Regions from separate parts of the Homo sapiens genome. Here region 2 is linked to region 1. A link is a loop called in an ENCODE intact Hi-C map of the cell type or tissue named here. Cell type or tissue: endothelial cell of umbilical vein. All regions are shown on one strand. Each heading gives the region's core, and the rest is flanking DNA. Links, peaks and the distances in the headings are about the cores only.

Region 1 (10,119 bases), core at 791-8,790:
GGGGAAGGTGTGGCAGCCTCTGTCTGTTGCTGACTCTACTAGAGCCATTGCCTTCTTTTTTTTTTTTTTGATACTGAGTCTTGCTCTATTGCCCAGACTGGAGTGCAGTGGTGCAATCTCGGCTCACTGCATCCTCTGCCTCTGGGTTCAAATAATTCTTGTGCCTCAGCCTCCTGAGTATCTGGGATTACAGGTGCCTGCCACCACACCTGGTTAATTTTTGTATTTTTAGTAGAGATGGGATTTCACCATGTTGGCCAGGCTGGAACTCCTGACCATAAGTGATCCACCCACCTTGGCCTCCCAAAGTGCTGTGATTACAGGCATGAGCCACTGCGCCCAGCTGCCTTCTGTCTTGCTAGGAGCACCCTGGCTGCTCTTAACTCCTGAGACAGGTCCATGATGGATGAGACCATTATGTAAAGGTCATCCCCCAGGCCAGATACTATCCCAGATACCCCAACATTTAGGGCAGGTTTGGCTACATGGACTAGTATTCGCCAATGAGATGTCAGGGGAATTTTGCTAGAAGGTTTGCTAGGAAATGCTTCCTTCTATAATAGAAAAGGAAAACTGCCCACCTTTTTTTTTTCCTGCTGCCTCTCCTTCTTTCTGCCTTGACTGCAGTTGTGTAACGACATGATCACGGCACTACTGCAGCTGTCTTGTGATCAAGAAGTAAAGCCCTGAAGGTCAGCAGAGATGCTGATCCAGACCATTGACCTTGACATCAGCGAGCTGCTGAAAGAACCTGGAACCACCTTGCTGGAGACTTCTGGTAAGATAAACGTCTCTGTTACTTAAGCCACTATCAGTTGGGTGTTCTAATGCTCATTCTTGGCTTGTGCACAAGCCTTCCTGGAAGACTTGGCATTTGAGCTGAGGCTTGAAGGATGGGTGGTGCTTGGACATGCAAGAATGAAGGAGAGGACTGAGGAGAGGTAGATTCCAGGAAACCAACTGTTTGGAGCCAAGGCAGGGAGCTGGAAAATGTGAAGATAGTGAGTAGTCTGGTTTAACAAGAGTGTTCACAGTTTATTGGGCACTGAAGAAATGCAGTGTGTGCTTGATAGTTTGCGGGAAATGGGAAGCTGTGGGGCTGGGCTGGGGGCTGCCTGCAGGCAGGACCTGCAAAAACAGGCAGACAAGGGCCAAAGATGGCCCTTTGCTTTTAAGACTCAGGCACCTAATGACAGTGAAGACCAGCTCCTTTACAGAAACCCGGATCCCAGGAGCAGAGCCCAGGTTCAGATCTACAAGGTGGCAGACCCTCTTGTCACCCACTATCCACTGGCTGTGCTGTGTTTCTCAGCCTCCGCCAGGCTGTATGGTCCTTCTGGTCCTAGGACACACAGCAGCAGGTGGGCAGTTAAGCTCCAGCCTCCTCTGTCCACTGTCCCCTGCACAGCAACCCCAGGCCTTGGGTTCTGGACCTGGGGAGAGCCACCTAGCCCACCCCGTGGGAATTCAAACAAGAATCAGGCTATCGTTGGTTAAGCCACTGAGATTTAGGAATTGATCTGTTATCCTGGCACAGCCTAGCTTGGGGCTTTTCAAACTATCTATGGTAAAGGCCTAGTTCTTTTTAAAAATTTCTTTTTCTTTCTTTCTTCTTCTTCTTCTTCTTTTTTTTTGAGACAGAGTTTTGCTCTTGTCACCCAGGCTGGAATGCAATGGTGCGAGCTTGGCTCACTACAACCTCCACCTCCTGGGTTCAAGCGATTCTCCTGCCTCAGCCTCCCTAGTAGCTGGGATTACAGGCACCTGCTACCGCGCCCGGATGGTTTTTGTATTTTTAGTAGAGACAGGGTTTCACCTTGTTGGCCAGGCTGGTCTTGAACTCCTGGCCTCAAGTGATCCATCCACTTTGGCCTCTCAAAGTGCTGAGATTACAGGCATGAGCCATGGTGCCTGGTCTCTTTTTAAAAATTTCTAATATAACACAGATCAACACTTTCATAACGTAAAGATAAACTACTGGAAAAATATTTTTAAAAGACATCCAGAATACAAACCCAACTTTAATTATTCTATTCATCAGACACTGTCAGATTGGCATAGATTTTCTAAATCCTGACTCTTATTTTCTGCACCCCACTTTCCAAGTGGGGACCACTCTGGGAGCTGCACTGCCCAGGCCTGTCTCGTCCCACCCCTGTTTCCTCTGTCAGGCCTCTGTGTGTGGAGAACAGGCTGAGGGGTAATGGGAGTGGGATTCAGTCTGGGCTCTGCTCTTGGCAGCGTCAGCCCCAGCAGGCATTTCATTTGCCCCAAGACGAGGTATGAAGGGTATGTGGGAGTGTCTGGCAGGCAACTGGAGACTGTGACTGAAGATCTAGAGATAATTTAGAGGTCATTTATTGAACTGTTATTGGATGCGGGCATTGCATTCAGTATTCTGCAAACATCATCCCATTTAATCAGTAAGCAACAGTGCAAAGTAGGCACTATTGGGCAATGCTCTTTCTTCTCATTTAAAAATATTGTGGTAGGCTGGGTGCAGTGGCTCAAGCCTATAATCCCAGCACTTTTGGAGGCCGAGGTGGGAGGATCATGAGGTCAGGAGTTTGAGACCAGCCTGGCCAGTGGAGTGAAACCCCATCTCTACTAAAAATACAAAAATTAGCCAGGGGTGGTGGTGGGCACCTGTAATCCCAGCTACTGCAGAGGCTGAGGCAGGAGAATTGCTTAAATCTGGGAGGAGGAGGTTGCAGTGAGCCACGATGGCGCCACTGCATTCCAGCCTGGGCAACAGGTTGGAGCAAGACTCTGTCTCGAAAAAAACAAACAAAAAATTTTGGTAAAATATGCATAACATAAAATTTACCATCCTCACCATTTTTAATTGTCCAGATCAGTGGCATTAAATGCATTCACATGATTGTGCAACCAACACCACCATTCATCTCCAGAACGTTTTTATTGGTTCAGTTCAAACTGAAACTCTGTCCCCATTGAACAACAACTCCCCATTCCCGCTCCCCATAGCTTCTGACAACCACCATTCTTGGCACTGCCTTTTACAGATGGAAATGAAACAGAGAGGGTACAGGAGGCAGCAGGACAGCCAGCCTTCATCCTGGTGGCCCTGGGGCAGGACAAGCTCCAGGGCCTTGTGTTTGGCTCTGGGTGGTGAATGCCAGCTCCCAGGCCACAGCGGCTGGGAGGGATGGGCGCAGTGGGGTGACCCCTCCCCAGGAGGCAGTGAGGGGTGTGGGCAGCACTGACAGTTGGGCCAGGAGGAGGAGTAGGACCCAGAAAAGGGGTCAGACAGCCAGAGGGGCCAAGGGAGGAGAGCGGGCAGTAAGTCTACACTGCTTCTGAGGTCAGAGGGAGCAGGGGACCTGGAACCTCAGACATGACCAGTGACTGGTTCCAGAGAGGCCAGATGCCTGGGGATTCAGGGACAAGGGCAAAGGTGGTGGGAGCGCAACCGAGGGAGGGGACACGCAGGCTGGCAGGGGGGCAAATGAGGGGGCAGAGAGGGGGAGGTCTGCCCCACACCCCTGCGCCCCTGTCCAGAGGCCGCCCGACTTAAATGGAGGTGGACCCTTTCCTGACTCTGTGGAACCTGTTCCATTCCTGCCTGTAGCTCATGATGCTGATGTGGTTTTGCCTCGTTGCAATTTTCTCCACACTGTAGAATCTCCTGTAGAATCTCCTTGTAGCAGATTCTTCTCCTCCTCTGCTCCCCTTGGACACCAGCGGGCTCTGCGGGTCTGGGGAAATCTTTGTCCTGAGCCACCCTTGCCTCCCAGGAGCCCGCAGTTGTCTGGGGCAGCATGCTCACTGCAGGAAGTGAGTGCTGTCTGAGGAGAAGAATTTGCCAAGTTCTCAGACTAAGAGAAGGTCACTGGCCTGGGGTCTGGGGAAGTGCATGGAGAAAATTCCTCTGAAGTGGGCCAGGAGGGCAGATGTCACCGGGGGAAGGGTGGAAACACAGCAGAAGTGAGGTCTCAGAGGTGAGGGGACTGTGCTGTGCGGGATGATGCGACATTGGCCCCCACTGTGGGGGACAAGCTGGACTCCAGCTGGGACCCATTTTGGTACCTATCAGACAAAGCCAGGGAAACCATGGGACTTGGAAGTGGGGAAAGAATGTGGAGGATGCGTCTTTAGACAGGCCCTGAGGGGTGTGGAGGGAAGTGGAAAGAGACCCAGAGACTGACCCAGGGTTGGAGACAGGGAGTTGGAACTGAAAGACATTTGCCCAAGAATCTGTAGACAAATTGAATGGCTGGGGGTGTGGCCAGCTGACTTCACACAAAGAGAAAGATAAAAGTGATTTTCTTGGGGTCAAGAGAGGATGCCAAATTAGAAGACAGGTCTCTGAACTCCTGGAACCCGATTACCAGGATGTCTGTGGTTAAAAACCTCGGACAGAGCCATCCATGCAGATGGTGGAATGGGAACAGGCTTAATGCCAGGGTTGCTCTCACCCCCGGCCCAGCTGGAGAGAGGCCCTCTGCATGTTTGGAAATGCTGGCCTCTAGGCACATTTCTATCCTTTAAAGAGAGAATACACACGTGTTCCAGCTTTGCTAGTGGTCCCTCCCCAGAGGCTCCACATCTCAACAGCCCAGGCCCTGGGATGGGGAGCAGAGGACCTGGCCCAACCTGTAGGGCTGCGGATGGTCTTGGGACCGTGGCACATTCTTGGAGGCCTGGCATGACTGAGATCAGGTATTTCACCTGCCTGGGGAGAGATGGGGGCTTGAAGTCTACACTGAGTTGGTTTAAAGAAAGAGAAGAAATGCGCTACTCTTGCTCACCTGTTTGTGGACTGTTTTAAAAAGTGGGGGTTGGGGCTGTTTGAAATTTGCCACCAGAATGACTCACTGACTTTATTTCTACCCCAACCTCTCCCTACAGTCCGTGGACAAAGGATGATTTGGCTTTTCAGAATGAAAGGCCGGGAGTGCTAGTATCTATTGTTTTGTTGTCCAGAATTCTTGTCCCTCTATTTTCTGCATACAAATCCACGAGTCATGTCCCCTCCTCTGTGGAGCCTTCTCTGCCTTCCCAGAGGGCTCTTGGCCTCACATGACCTGGTATGTTCCCGGTAAGAAGCCATCTGGCCTGGGGCTGCAGTCTGTTCCCAGAGCTTGCCTCCCCACTTAGTTGAACTGCTGAGGAGCCGACGCAGCCCGTGGTCCATTTGTGTCCCTAAGCCCAGGAAGGACTCTAAGATGCTCCATAATGAAGTGCTGAATGAATGGCTCCAGCGGGAGGGAACTTAGCTGGCTCTGTATTTCATTCAAATCTTGAGTCCATGGCTCTGATACAGTCCATTCTAAGGTACCGTTTCCCATTTGCCTGAAGGATTATTTTACACGTGGGGTTTCTTCATGACTCAGTTTCTGGGCAGTAGCCAGCAGGCGCTCCGGGTTAGAATTCCTGTGGAGGAGGACTTCTGAGCGCCATTCTGACCTCCTGGCCTGCCCTGCGGAAGTCAGACAGGCTGAAATCTTTCTTAAGCTCTTTAATTAAATCAAGATTTTTTTTGTTTTGGTCTTCAAATTAGTTTGCCAATGCCGATTGTCAAAACTTTAAACTGTTGACAAAAAAATAACTATGTGGCTATACCAGCTAAATCTCATCTGTGACTTTTAAATATAGAAAGCAGGAAGACAAACATCTGGTAATAGAGGTTGTGTTCTGAATGGGCGGTGGCCAAAAAAAAAAAAAAAAAAAAAAAACCCAAAGAAGCATTAGTCAGAGTCTAGAAAAATAGTGTGTTACTTTTACCAAGTAATATTTAGAGACAGGACTGAGGAGGGAATGTAAGACATCTGTTAAAAAGCAGATTTTTTCCAAACACAGTCCTTTAGAAATTCTTAGGAAAAACATTTTAAATAAAAATAAATTTCAGTTCATTTAAAGATATTTTAGATTGTAAAAACAAAGCTCCTACTGTAAAAATATTACAACTCATAGAGGTTTGCTGAAGATTCAGAATCAACAAACATCAGAACTCAGTTGTGAGCTAGAAAATTTTTTCTAACTTTAAAAAATAATACAGTTAATATGTCGGCACATTTGTGCCATAAAAATTCAAATGATAGTTAAAGCTCAAGTTCCCCTTGTATATAACAACCCTTCCCAGAGCCCTCCCCAGAGAAAACCACCATCATTATGTTACAGTAGGTAGTCAGGCAGACATGAGCAGGGCAGGAGAGGGCCTCCAGGGGTGGGAGGGAATGTCAGGCAACCATCAGGTGATGGTCAGGCGGTTATTTATTTATTTGAGACAGAGTCTCACTCTGTGTTGCCCAGGCTGGAGTGCAGTGGCGCGATCTCAGCTCACTGCAACCTCCGCCTTCTGGGCTCAAGCGATTCTCCTGCCTCAGCTTCCCAAGTAGCTGGGACTACAAGCATGTGCCACTTCGCCTGGCTAATTTTTGTATTTTTAGTTGAGACGGGGTTTCACCATGTTGGCCAGGGTAGTCTTGAACTCCTGGTCTCAAGTGATCTGCCTGCCTTGGTCTTCCAAAGTGCTGGGATTACAGGCATAAGCCACCTTGCCCAGCCAAGAGATAGTTTAAATTTAAAAAAAAATTCTCTTATTTATTTCTTTTTCTTTCCCTCTCTGTTTCCTGCTTCCTACTTTGGCCTTCAGAAATGCAAATATAATCTTCACCTCCCCTCACCAGACACTACCTACAAGGCAAATTCATCTAACTATGTGCTCCAAGACAGTTGACAGTTGATTTGCAGACTGAAACATACCCCATGGAACTCTCACCTCCAGGGGATTGCCTCAGAACTTGTACCCATGCAGAGGGCATGTCAAAAGCATGCTGGTGTGGCCACGTTTACAACTTATTTTTGCCCAAGAAGGTGCCAACTCAACTGTTGGATAGATAAGTCACCAAGCTAGCATTGGGACCCCCTGCCCATGCACACTTCACCCCCTACCTTTCTTTTTTTTTTTTGAGACAGAGTCTCACTCTGTCGCCCAGGCTGGAGTGCAGAGGCGTGATCTCAGCTCACTGCAACCTCCGCCTCCTGGGTCCCGGTTCAAGCAATTCTCCTGCCTCAGCCTCCCAAGTAGCTGGGATTACAAGAACACACCACCATGCCTAGCTAATTTTTGTATTTTTAGTAGAGACGGGGTTTTCCCACGTTGGTCAGGCTGGTCTCGGATTCCTGACCTTGGGATCCACCCGCCTCGGCCTCCCAAAGTGTTGGGATTACAGGCATGAGCCACTGCGCCCGGCCCACGGCCTACCTTATAAAAGTTTTCTGCTCCAAAAGTGAAGCAGCACATTTAAAGTCACGGCGCCTTGTGCCTCTTTCCATAAGCTAGCTTTGGAATAAATTCACTTGTTTTGTACCAGATCTCACTTTGTTAATTGGATACTGTGTGTGGCAAGCAACTAACCTGCTTTTCAGTTATGATCATGCCTCCTTCCTCTCCCTTCCCCACCTCCAGGCAACCACAGATCAGCTATCTGTCACTACAGATTACTTTGCATTTTCTAGAGTTTCATATAAATGAAATTACAAAGTATATAATTCTTTTTTTGTCTAGAGTCTTTCACTCAGCATAATTAGGTTGAAATTCATTCCTGTTGTATGTGTTAATAACTTATTCTTTTTAAATTGCTAGATAGTATTTCACCTATTTTTATAACCACAGTTAGTTTATCTGTTCACCTGTTCATGGATGTTTGTGTTATTTCCAGTTTTTGGCTATTCCACATAAAGCTGCTGTGAACACTCATGTACAAGTCTTTGTAGGGATATATGTATTTTTTTTCTTTTGGGTAAATGCCTAGGAGTGGAATTGTTATTGGAAAGGGATCCTGATCCAGACCCCAAGAAAGGGTTCTTGGATCTCTCGCAAGAAAGAATTCGAGGTCAGTGCATAAAGTGAAAGCAAGTTTATTAAGAAAGTAATGGAATAAAAGAATGGCTACTCTATAGGCAGAGCAGTCCTGAGGGCTACTGGTTGCCCATTTTTATGATTATTTCTTGATGATATGCTAAACAAGGGGTGGATTATTCATGCCTCCCCTTTTTAGACCATATAGAGTAACTTTCTGACATTGCCATGGCATTTGTAAACTGTCATGGTGTAGGTGGGAGTGTAGCAGTGAGGGTGACCAGAGATCACTCTTGTTGCCATCTTGATTTGGTGTTTTAGCCAGCTTCTTTACTGCAGCCTGTTTTATCAGCAAGGTCTTTATGACCTATATTTTGTGACTACCTCCTATCTCATCCTGTGACTTAGAATGCCTTAACCTCCTGGGAATGCAGCCCAGTAGGTCTCAGCCTCATTTTACCCAGTTCCTATTCAGGATGGAGTTGGCTCTGGTTCAAATGCCTCTGACAGAATGGCTGGATCATATAAGGTATTGCCAAACCATTTTCTAAATGGATTGGGCCATTTTATATTCCCACTGGAAGTGGATGAGAGTTTCCATTTCATTATATCCTCATCAACACTTGGTATGGTCGGTCTTTTAAATTTTAACCATTCTAAAGTGTGTATTTCTCTAAAGCTAATGACGTTTTAATTTGCATTTCTCTAATGACTAATAGTGCCTATTTTCATGTGTTTATTTATCAACTGTATATCTTTGTTGGTCTATTCAAATCTTTTGGACTCTTAAAAGTTTGGGCTGCTCTTTTTTTCTTACTGTTGAATTTTGAGAGCTTTCATATAGTCTGGATGCAAGTCCTTTAACAGATATATGCTTTGCAAAGATTCTTTCCTAGTCTGTGGATTGTCTTCTCGTTCTTCTCATAGAGCAGTTAAGTTTTTTTGTTTTTGTTTTTGTTTTCATTCTCTCTCAGTGTCTTTTGAGGAACAAACTTTAAATTTTGATGTAGTTCAATTTACCAACCTGTTCTTATGGATTGTACTTTTGGTGTTGCATCTCACAAATCTTGAGCTAACCCAAGGCCACACATGTTTCTCTCATGTTTTCTTCTAAAAATTTTATAATTTTAGATTTTACATTTAGGTTTATGATCCTTTTTGAGTTGATTTTTTAATATGGTGAACGATATACATCCAAGTTCTTTTATATATCTATAAATGTCTAATTGTCCCAGCACCATTTGTTGAAAGACTATCTTTTCTCAGACAGGTGAGGTGGCTCACGATTGTAATACCAGCACTTTGGGAGGCCAACGTGGGAGGATGGTTGAGGGCAGGAGTTCAAGCCTGGCCCAGTCAACCCAGTGAGACCCTCATATCTACAAACAAAACAAAACAAAAAATCACTATCCTTTCTCTACTCCTTTGCCTTTGTACCTTTGTCAAAAATCATGTGTCCATATATGCATGGGTCTTTTTCTAGAATCCTTATTCTGTTCCATTAATCTATCTATATACCAAAACCACTCAGTATTGATTACTGTAGTTTTATAATAGTTCTTGAAATCAGGTAGTGTTAGCCCTCCAATTTTGTTCTTTTTCAAAGTTGTCTTGGTCATTCTAAATCCTTTGCCTTTCCACATGAACTTTATAATTAGCTTGTCAATTTCTACAAGAAAAGCCAGCTTGAATTTTGATTAGCATTGCAATGAATACATAGGTCAATTACGGGGGGAAGTTGACATTCTAACAATCTTGAATCCTCTGACTCATGGACAAGGTGTATGTCTCCATTTATTTAGGTCAGTTTAATTTCTTTCAGCAGTATTTTGTAGTTTTCAGTGTATGGATGTAGTGAGTTGAATCATAGCCCCTGCCCCAAAATATGCCCATGTCTTAATACCCAGGGTCTGAGAATATGACCTTATTTGGAAAAAGAACTCTGCAGATACAATTAAATGTCTCAAGATGCAGAGCTCACTCAGAATTCTCCAGATGGGCTCTAAATCCAAAGACATGTTTTTGTAAGAGAGATACAGAGGAGAAAGACAGAGGGAGGAGAAGATGACGTGAAGATGGAGGCAGAGATTGGAATGATGGGGCTACAAGCCAAAAAATACCAAGGAACATCTGAAGCCAACAGAAGCAGGAAGAGGCAAAGAACAGACTGTTCCTTAGAGCTTTCGCAAGTACTGCAGCCCTACCGACACCTTGATGTCAGACAGACTTCTGGACTCCAGCACTGTGAGAGAATAAACTGTTGTTTTAAGCCACCCAGGTGGTGGTAATTT
Region 2 (10,119 bases), core at 1,236-9,235, 73 kb before region 1:
TATTTTGAGACTATGTGTGTCTCCACACGTGAGATGGGTCTCCTGAATATAGCACACTGATGGGTCTTGACTCTTTATCCAATTTGCCAGTCTGTGTCTTTTAATTGGAGCATTTAGCCCATTTACATTTAAGGTTAATATTCTTATGTGTGAATTTGATCCTGTCGTTATGATGTTAGCTGGTTATTTTGCTCGTTAGTTGATGCAGTTTCTTCCTAGCATTGATGGTCTTTACAATTTGGCATGTTTTTGCAGTGGCTGGTACCGGTTGTTCCTTTTCATGTTTAGTGCTTCCTTCAGGAGCCCTTGTAAGGCACGCCTGGTGGTGACAAAATCTCTCAGCATTTGCTTGTCTGTAAAGGATTTTATTTCTCCTTCACTTATGAAGCTTAGTTTGGCTGGATATGAAATTCTGGGTTGAAAATTCTTTTCTTCAAGAATGTTGAATATCGGCCCCCACTCTCTTCTGGCTTGTAGAGTTTCTGCCAAGAGATCTGCTGTTAGTCTGATGGGCTTCCCTTTGTGGGTAACCCAACCTTTCTCTCTGGCTGCCCTTAACATTTTTTCCTTCATTTAAACTTTGGTGAATCTGACAATTATGTATCTTGGAGTTGCTCTTCTCAAGAAGTATCTTTGTGGAGTTCTCTGTATTTCCTGAATTTGAATGTTGGCCTGCCTTGCTAGATTGGGGAAGTTCTCCTGGATAATATCCTGCAGAGCGTTTTCCAACTTTGTTCCATTCTCCCCGTCACTTTCAGGTACACCAATGAGACATAGATTTGGTCTTTTCACATAGTCCCATATTTCTTGGAGGCTTTGTTCATTTCTTTTTACTCTTTTTTCTCTAAACTTCTCTTCTCGCTTCATTTCATTCATCTGATCTTCATTCACTGATACCCTTTCTTCCAGTTGATGGAATTGGCTACTGAAGCTTGTGCATGCATCACATAGTTCTCCTGCCATGGTTCTCAGCTCCATCAGGTCATTTAAGGACTTCTCTACACTGTTTATTCTAGTTAGCCATTCGTCTAATCTTTTTTCAAGGGTTTTAACTTATTTGCGATGGGTTCGAACATCCTCCTTTAGCTCAGAGAAGTTTGTTATTACTGATCATCTGAAGCCTTCTTCTCTCAACTTGTCAAAGTCATTCTCCATCCAGCTTTGCTCCATTGCTGGCAAGGAACTGCGTTCCTTTGGAGGAGAGGAGGTGCTCTAATTTTTTGAATTTTCAGCTTTTCTGCTTTGGTTTCTCCCCATCTTTGTGGTTTTATCTACCTTTGGTCTTTGATGATGGTGACATACAGATGGGGTTTTTGTGTGTATGTCCTTTCTGTTTGTTAGTTTTCCTTCTAACAGTCAGGACCCTCAGCTGCAGGTCTGTTGGAGTTTGCTGGAGGCTCACTCCAGACCCTGTTTGCCTGGGTATCACCAGCAGAGGCTGCAGAACAGCAAATACTGCAGAACAGCAAATGTTGCTGTCTGATCGTTCCTCTAGAAGCTTCATCTCAGAGGGGCACCCGACTGTATGAGGTGTTGGTCAACCCCTACTGGGAGGTTCCTCCCAGTTAGACTACTCGGGGGTCAGGGACCCACTTGAGGAGGCAGTCTGTCCATTCTCAGATCTCAAACTCCATGCTGGGAGAACCACTACTCTCTTCAAAGCTGTCAGACAGGGACTTTTAAGTCTGCAGAAGTTTCTGCTGCTTTTTGTTCAGCTATGCCCTGCCCCCAGAGGTGGAGTCTACAGAGGCAGGCAGGCCTCCTTGAGCTTCAGTGGGCTGCACCCAGTTAGAGCTTCCCGGCCGCTTTGTTTACCTACTCAAGCCTCAGCAATGGCAGGTGCCCCTCCCCAAGCCTCATTGCTGCCTTGCAGTTTGATCTCATACTGTTGTGCTAGCAGTAAGCGAGGCTCTGTGGGCGTGGGACCCTCCAAGCCATGTGCGGGATATAATCTCCTGGTGTGCCATTTTCTAAGACCGTTAGAAAAGCAAAGTATTAGGGTGGGAGTGTCCCAATTTTTCCAGGTGCCGTCTGTCACAGCTTCCCTTGGCTAGGAAAGGGAATTCCCTGACCCCTTGTGCTTCCTTGGTGAGGCAACGCCTCACCCTGCTTCAGCTCACACTCCGTGGGCTGCACTCACTGTCCTGCACCCACTGTCCAAAAAGCCGCAGTGAGATGAACCCAGTACCTCAGTTGGAAATGCAGAAATCACCCATCTTCTGCATCGCTCATACTAGGAGCTGTAGACTGGAGCTGTTCCTATTTGGCCATCTTGGAACCTCTGGCAGTTTCTTACAAAGCTAAACATTCACTTCTCATTTGACCCAGAAATTCCACTTCTAGGTATTTTCTCAGGAGAAAGGAAACTTTAAAGACAAATGTTTGGCTGGGCGCAGTGTCTCACGCCTTTAATCCCAGCAATTTGGGAGGCTGAGGCGGGCAGATCACCTGAGGTCAGGAGTTCCAGACCAGCCTGACCAACATGGTGAAACCCCGTTTCTACTAAAAATGCAAAAATTAGCCAGGCATGGTAGTGCATGCCTGTAATCCCAGCTACCAGGGAGGCTGAGGCAGGAGAATCGCCTGAACCCAGGAGGCAGAGGTTGCAGTAAGCCAAGATTATGCCATTGCACTCCAGGCTGGGTAAAAAGGGCGAAACTCCGTCTCGGGGGGAAAAAAAAATACTTGAATGTTCATAGAAGCTTTATTCATAGAAATCCCAAACTGGAAACAAAATGTCCATCACCTGGTAAACAGATAAACTGATATATCTATAGAATATGATATCACTTAACAATTTAAAAAAGGTATTGCAGAAAGTCCTCACTTAACATCAATAGGTTCTTGGAAATAACAACTTTAAGTGAAATGACATATAATGAAACCAATTTTACCATAGGCTAATTGATGTATATAAGAGTTAAGTTCCTATGGCATATTTCTGTCATTAAAACATCATGAAATATCTAAATAAAGACTTCAAATACTTCTAATATTAAACATTGAAATAGAAGTGAGCTATACATACATTTGAGAAAGATTAATAAAAACAAGTAAGATCATTATTTACACAACTTTTGGTGAATCAGTAAGTGACAGTGTTCATAGTGGTGGTGGATTGAATCAAAGAATAAATGTTTGCAAAGCAAAAATTATCAGGAGCATCTCCTACGACCATGCAGTTCAAAAACAATCACAAATACAGAGGGCTTGCTGAGAGCTTTCAGACTGTTTTCTTTGATGTCATGCATTGTAGGATTATCATATACTTTACAGAAATTCTTTTAACAATAATTTGTATTCACTCATTCATCCACTTTCCAACCTGCTTATTCCAGTTCAGGGTTGCAGGTGGCTGGAACCTATCCCAGCAGCTCAGAGTGCAAGGCGGGAGCCAACTCCAGACAGGATGCCGTCCCATCCTGAGCCACACTCATACACCCAAGCTCACTCACACTGGGACCATGTAGATGTAACAATTAACCTAGCGTGTACATCTTTGGGGATGTGGGAGTAATCTGGAATACTCAGAGAAAATCAATCCAGGCGTGGGGAAAATGTGCAAACATCACACAGACAGTGGCCTCAGCAGGGAATTGATTTTTTTTTTCTCGTCAACATTATAGTAAAACAATGTTCGACAAAATATTATTCAAGGATCTGCTGTACTTTGATACATCATACATGCAACAATATGGATGAACTGCATGATCTATATGCAAAGTGAAAATATCCAGACAGAAAAGATTACATTCTATTGCATTTCTATGATATTCTGGAAAAGGCCACTATAATTATAAGGGCAGAATCCAGATCAGTAGTTGTCAGAGGCTGAGGTGGGAGTGGGGAAATTAACTGCTAAGGACCACTAGGGAACTTCCTGGAGTGATGGCAATGTTCTACATCATGATCGTGGTGGTGGTTACAGAACTATACACATTTGTCAAACTGTACACTTAAAATAGTGAATTTTTATATGTAGATTGTATCTTTAAAAGCTGATTTTTAAAAAAGATATTCTTTATCTATCAAAATTACATAGGCACATATCCTTGGGCCCAACAACTCCATTTCAAGAAACTATTCTTGAATAGTATACCCGTATAGTCTATGGATATACTTGCACATGTAAAAATAATATGTGGGGCTGGGCATGGTGGCTCATGCCTGTAATCCCAACATTTTGGGAGGCCAAGGAGGGGAGATTGCTTGAGCCCAGGAGTTTGAGAGTAGCCTAGGCAACATGGTGAAACTGTCTCTACATAAAATACCAAAAATTAGCCACGTGTGGTGGCTCATGCCTGTATCCCAACTACCCAGGAGGCTGAGGTGGGAGGATCCCTTGAGCTTAGGAGGTCGAGGCTGCAGTGAGCTGTGATCACGCTGTTGTAGGACAAACCAGGTTCTTGTCACACGACCAGGAACGATTAGGCTCACAGACACTTTGAAGGGTGAGGGGGAATGGAATTTATTGGGCAGAAAGGAAAAACAACTCAGTAAAGTGAGATGGAGTCCTGCTAACAGGCTCTCCACCTGACTGATTGAATCCCAGGTTACCACACAGGAACAGCAGAGGCCAGGCCCCTCCTGCTACAAACGGTGTTAACTTCCCGAGGCCCCACCCAGTCCTCCCAGTTCGCAGGTGGGCAGTATTCAGAAAGAGTCAGTAGGGCAAAGGGCGGGCTTCATCTGGACCGGCAGTCTGGTTTTTCAGCCTTAAAGGTGGGTGTCGGGGGTCCGAGGGTGGGGGCGTGCCTTGGCTGCCTCCTGTCTCTATCAACGCCACTGCACTCCAGCCTTAAGACTCTGTCTCAAAATAATAATAATAAAGTGTACAAGCTTATCACAGCATTACCTGTGATGCCTCACTAAAGGGGAACTGGGTAGTTAGGATTCGTGGGGATGGGAAACTCTGCTTTTGCATTTTGAAACGTGAATGGATTCATTACTTTGTAAAAAAACAAACAAACAAAAAACAACGAAAAAATCCCCAATATTTTCTAGGCAATTGCCTCGGTCTAGGTACGATACTCTGGTGGCTGGGCCAAGGCTGTCCTCACCTCAGGGCAGCTACGAATTTATCACATGACCCCAAGCTGGTGATTTCCCCTTCTCATCTCCACATCTGTGAAAGATTTCCTCATGTTACAGCCTTTTCACTTTCAAATCTCAGGGCATGTAGATAGGCTTCTCTTCCGGGACTTTGCATCCTTTGCTCTGAACTCTAGGTTGAGGGCACCGAAGGGCGGGAAGGATGTAACTTCTGTCTTCATTGACCTCGACGGGGCCAGCCCAGGGTGGATGCCTGAGGAGTTATTTGACAAAGTAACCACCAGATGGCAGCATGGCTCTGTTTCCAGGAAGCCGAGTCTAAGCCATAAACTCTCCAATGAGGAAGCTATCAGCCGCCACATAGTAATGGCTATTTGAGTTCTTGAAATGTGACTTGTCCTAATTAAGACTATTTTCCATGATGTGTTTATGACACACATGGTACTTTGAAGACTTCATATAAAAAAACTCATTAATGTTTTAATATTGATTACATATTATAATGATAATATTTTGAATATATGGGTTGAGTATCTCTTTTCTATGCTTGGGACCAGAAATGTTTCAAATTTCTGATTTTTTGCGGGGGGTGGGGAGCGGGGGGCTTGACACATTAACATTATACTTACTGGTTGAGCATCCTAATCCCAATATCCAAAATCTGAAATGCTCCAGTGAGCATATCCTTTGAGCATCATGTCAATGCCCATTTTGGGTTTTGGTGCATTTTGAATTTTAGACTTTCAGATTAGGAATACTCAACCTCTATTGGGTTAAATAAAATAAATATATTACAATTATTTTCACCTGCTTTTTATTCTTTTTAACGTAATTACCAGAAAACTTAAACTTACACATGCAGCTCACACTACATTTCTACTGGACAGTGTGCTCTTATAAAACCTTCCAGCAGAACCAGCACAGAGCCAAGGAGCTGATGTGCCTGCCTCTGCTACCAGGTGGAAAGTGACATGGCACATGGATGTCACAGAACTTCTTTACCCTTACAACAGAGCCAGTCCCAGAGGGATGGGTCACAGCAAGGGCCTAGAAAGCAACAAGGGAGCTTCTGACCATCCTGACTGCTCCTCCCCTTAGTTGAGTCTCACAGGCACCCACGTGGGAGAATCAGCCCCCATCAGGAGCTAATAGTGCTGGCCACCATGCAGCACTTTACCTGCATTATCTCACTGGCCCCTCACATCAACCCTATTTCAACAAAGCAACTGAGGATCAGAGAAAGGGAGGTGCTGCCCAAGTTCACCCCGTGAATGAGGAGAAACATGACTATCTGCATCTCCTTTGTTTCTTTCTCTGCATCATACTGCTCTCCTGGAGAGCTCACTGATGGCTCCCAGGAGGCGAAGGGAAGTACCTTCGCAGGTGCCTTCTAATGTACTGGAAATCTGAATCACCAGTTATCTCTGTTCTGTGACCACGGATTGTTTGTGTTTTCTGAAAGACATAAACTGAGTGGCTACTTCTCAGGTGATGCCCACACACTGGACAAGTCTGTGTATGGAATGTGCTGGAGGGAAGGCCAGGGCAGATTAGTGCCTATGCTATGCACTCTTCTTACATTATCTTACTTAATCCACATAGCACTCCTCTAAAGCAGGTGCTGTTATCTCCATTTTACAGCTATGAGGCATAGAGATTTCCATGTAGACAAGCGGAGAGAATGAGATCTTGTGGTCATGTTGCATTCCAGAAGCTTTCTCTGGTCTTCAGGTTGCAGCATCTCAGTGGTATGAGACTGCTGATAGCACTCTTCTGATAGTGAGTGAGGCTGGGCCTCCCAGAGACCATGAGGGGAAGGACATGGGGTGGGAGTGCTGAGAGTCTACCCCAGACTAACTATGGAAACCCTGAGACAGTCTGAGTGAAAACTGAGCCAAGATGTCCTGCAGGGGCACAGGTGGCCATGTCCTTAGCTCTGACATCATGTCCGAGGATTCCTAATTGCCTATTAAACAGGAAGTAGGCATCTTAGACCCACACTCATGGCCTACACAGTCCAGCTAATGTTCCAGTCTCATCTTCAACTCCCCCTTTTTGTGTACCCAACATGCTGTTAGATGGACTGTTTCCTTTTTCCCATATACACCATCATGCTTACCTGTCCCCTGGTCTTCACCCCCATTATTTTCCCCCTGGGAAATGCCCTCTACCACCCAATCTATCAATAGCCCTCTCCATCTTTGTATGTGCTCAGAATTCCAGGCACAGCCAGGGCACTCGTGGGCTAAACATAGCAGTGAGGCATATTTGACACATAAGTTTTGTCTAGCACTGTTAGGAGGCTTGAATGTTAGCATAATTAATCTGGAGTGGTAGAGAGAGTCCCTGGCATTGATAACCAAACAAAGGTCTTTGGACAAGGGAGAGACCTTAAAAGCATGGTGTTTTGTTTTATTTTGTTTTTAATTATTTAAGTAACTCAGTTCTCTTGGCATCTTGTGGAGTATGTAACCAAGGTGAGGCAGAAAACTCAAGTAAGCTATTGAAAGACCACAGAATTCAGTGATCCTGAATGATATCTTTGGCATCACAGACTTGGACTCTAGCCAAGCTCTGATGTATACTGACCATGTGGCCTTGGGCAAGTAACTTCCGGTGTGCCAGGCACATACCATAAGCATGGCATTTCTCACAACAACCCTTATGGAGTTATATACTATTTTTATCTCCAGTTTACAAATAAAGAAACTGAGATTTAGGGATGTTATATTATTTCTCCAACACTACAAAGCTAGTAAGAGCTGGAGTCAGGAATTCATAGACCATATTTGTGATAGGGATAGCACAGATGCCTAAAGTGCCGAGTCAGGCTATCTAGCACATAGAAAGCCCCAGGTGAGAAAAGATGGGCCCAAACCAGAAAGTTGAAGTACCAAAGGGGAGAAGACCTGGGTTCCATAGACAATGAGGCAGTACAAATAAACAAAACTTTTATCGTTAGTAATAACAGGTACATGCCAATGTACATTTTACAGAGCTCATTCACATTCATTATTCCAGAAGAATCTCCCAAGAGACTTGTGAAGCAGACAGGGCACATAATTTTATCTCCATTTTGCAAGTAAAGAAACTAAGGCATTTCTTGTAGAAGGCAGTGCCATTTCCTGCCTAATGTTTCCCTGAGGCTTTTCCCGTTGCCCTATCAATCAGAACACTTGGGGTTGCAATGAGGTTTACCAGACTCTACCCAGCTTAAACAAAAGGGGAGGCTTAGTGGAAAATGGGGATAATTATGCCAAGAGAAAAAAGCCAACCACAAAATGTTACGTACTACATGATTCCATTTATATAAAACTGTTGAAATACTAAAATCATGGAGATGTATATCAGATTAATTGTAACCAGGGATTAGGGATAGGGAAGGAAGGAAGGTAGTTGTGGCTAGAAAAGGTTAGCATAAATGATCCTTCTGATAAAACTGTTTTATATCTTGACTGTGGTGCTGGTCACATAAATCCACACATATGACAAAATCACACAGAACTACACACACACACAAATGTAAAGCTCTTGAGATCTAAATAATAGTGGAGGATTGTATCAATGTCAATTTCCTAGTTGTGATACTGTTCTTACAGTTATACAAGATGTTACTACTGGAAAAAATGCATAAAGGGTATATGTGATCTATCTGTATTATTTCACAGCTGTATGTTAATCTACAGTTATGTTAAAATAAAAAGTTTAAGAAACAACAATACAAAACGTACAAAACACAGGAGAAAATCTTTGTGACCTTAAGTTAGACAAAGGTTCTTGTTTTTCTTTTTTGTTGTTGTTGTTTTTTTTTGAGACGGAGTCTCGCTCTGTCGCCCAGGCTGGAGTGCCGTGGCGCAATCTTGGCTCACTGCAAGCTCCGCCTCCCCCAGGTTCACGTCATTCTCCTGCCTCAGCCTTCCGAGTAGCTGGGACTACAGGCGCCTGCCACCACGCCCGGCTAATTTTTTGTATTTTTAGTAGAGACATCGTTTCACCATGTTGGCCAGGCTGGTCTGGAACTTCTGACCTAAGGTGATCCATCAGTCTTGGCCTCTCAAAATGCTGGGATTACAGGCGTGAGCTACCACGCCTGGCCAGGCAAAGGTTTCTTAGATAAAACACCAAAAGCATGATCCATAAAAGAACTAATTGATAAATTAGTCTTCATCAAAATTAAAACTTCTGATTTTCAAAAGACACTGTGCAGACAATGAAAAAGGCTAACCATTGGCTGGAAAGAAATATTTGCAAAGCAGATATCTGATAAAGAACTTATATCCCAAATATAGAAAGAACTCTTTATATAGTTTAACAGTAACAAGAATACTAACAACTTATTTTTAAAGTAAACAAAAGATGTAAGCAAAATTTTAACAAATAAGATATTTGGATGGCAAATAAGCACGTGTATAAAAGCTCAATACAATTATTTATTAGGGAAATGCAAATAAAAACCACAATGGGATACCAGTAAACACCTATTGTAATGGTTAAAATTAAAAACTAACCATATTTTTTGTTGTCAAGGACGTAGAGGAACTAGAACTCTGATATACAATTGGTGAGAACTGAAAATGGTACAACCACTTTGGGAAACTGAGGCAGTTTCTTTATAAGTTAAACATATAATTACCATATGATCCAGCCATTCTCCTCTTAGGTATTTACCCAAAATGAAATGTATCTCTATATAATACCTGTACACAAATGTTCCTCATAGCTTTGTTTGTAACAGCAAACTGAAAACAATCCAAATGTCCATGTAATGGTGAATGGATAGACTGTGCTCTACCCATATAATGGAATACTACTAAGTAAAAACAATAACAGACTGTTGATACATGCAGTAACATAGAAACATCTCAGTACAGGCTGGGAAACATCTTCTACATCCTTGACATACAAAATATGGTTAGTCTTTAATTTGAGCCACTCCAATAGGTAAAAGAAGCCCGACTTCCCAGTGTATATTATTCCATTCATACAAAACACTAGAAAATGTCAACTAATCAACAGTTATATAAAACAGAGAAGGGGGCCAGGCGTGGTGACTTACACCTGTCATCT

Evidence for each region. Peaks named below come from ENCODE experiments on the same cell type or tissue, not always from the same donor. Only the 100,000 strongest peaks of a DNase experiment are listed, where the experiment ranks them.
Region 2: it touches region 1 in a loop (5-fold over the local background); 10 of 110 quality-filtered maps call a loop at or near these places.

What each region holds. Positions count from the first base shown.
Region 1 is chr9:94,135,329-94,145,447 of GRCh38, reverse strand. No RefSeq gene overlaps it. Among named protein-coding and RNA genes, the nearest start is that of MIRLET7A1HG, 26 kb to the left of the region's middle. RefSeq lists an enhancer at 4,177-4,346. In endothelial cell of umbilical vein, for the core only: no CTCF peak of the experiment used is centred there; a DNase peak (open chromatin) is centred at 5,397; H3K27ac peaks cover 1,836 bases.
Region 2 is chr9:94,208,904-94,219,022 of GRCh38, reverse strand. All of the region lies in intron 1 of LINC02603 (long intergenic non-protein coding RNA 2603), which reads left to right. Among named protein-coding and RNA genes, the nearest start is that of MIRLET7D, 35 kb to the right of the region's middle. RefSeq lists an enhancer at 6,062-6,624. In endothelial cell of umbilical vein, for the core only: a CTCF peak has its summit at 5,319 (motif pointing right); a DNase peak (open chromatin) is centred at 5,352.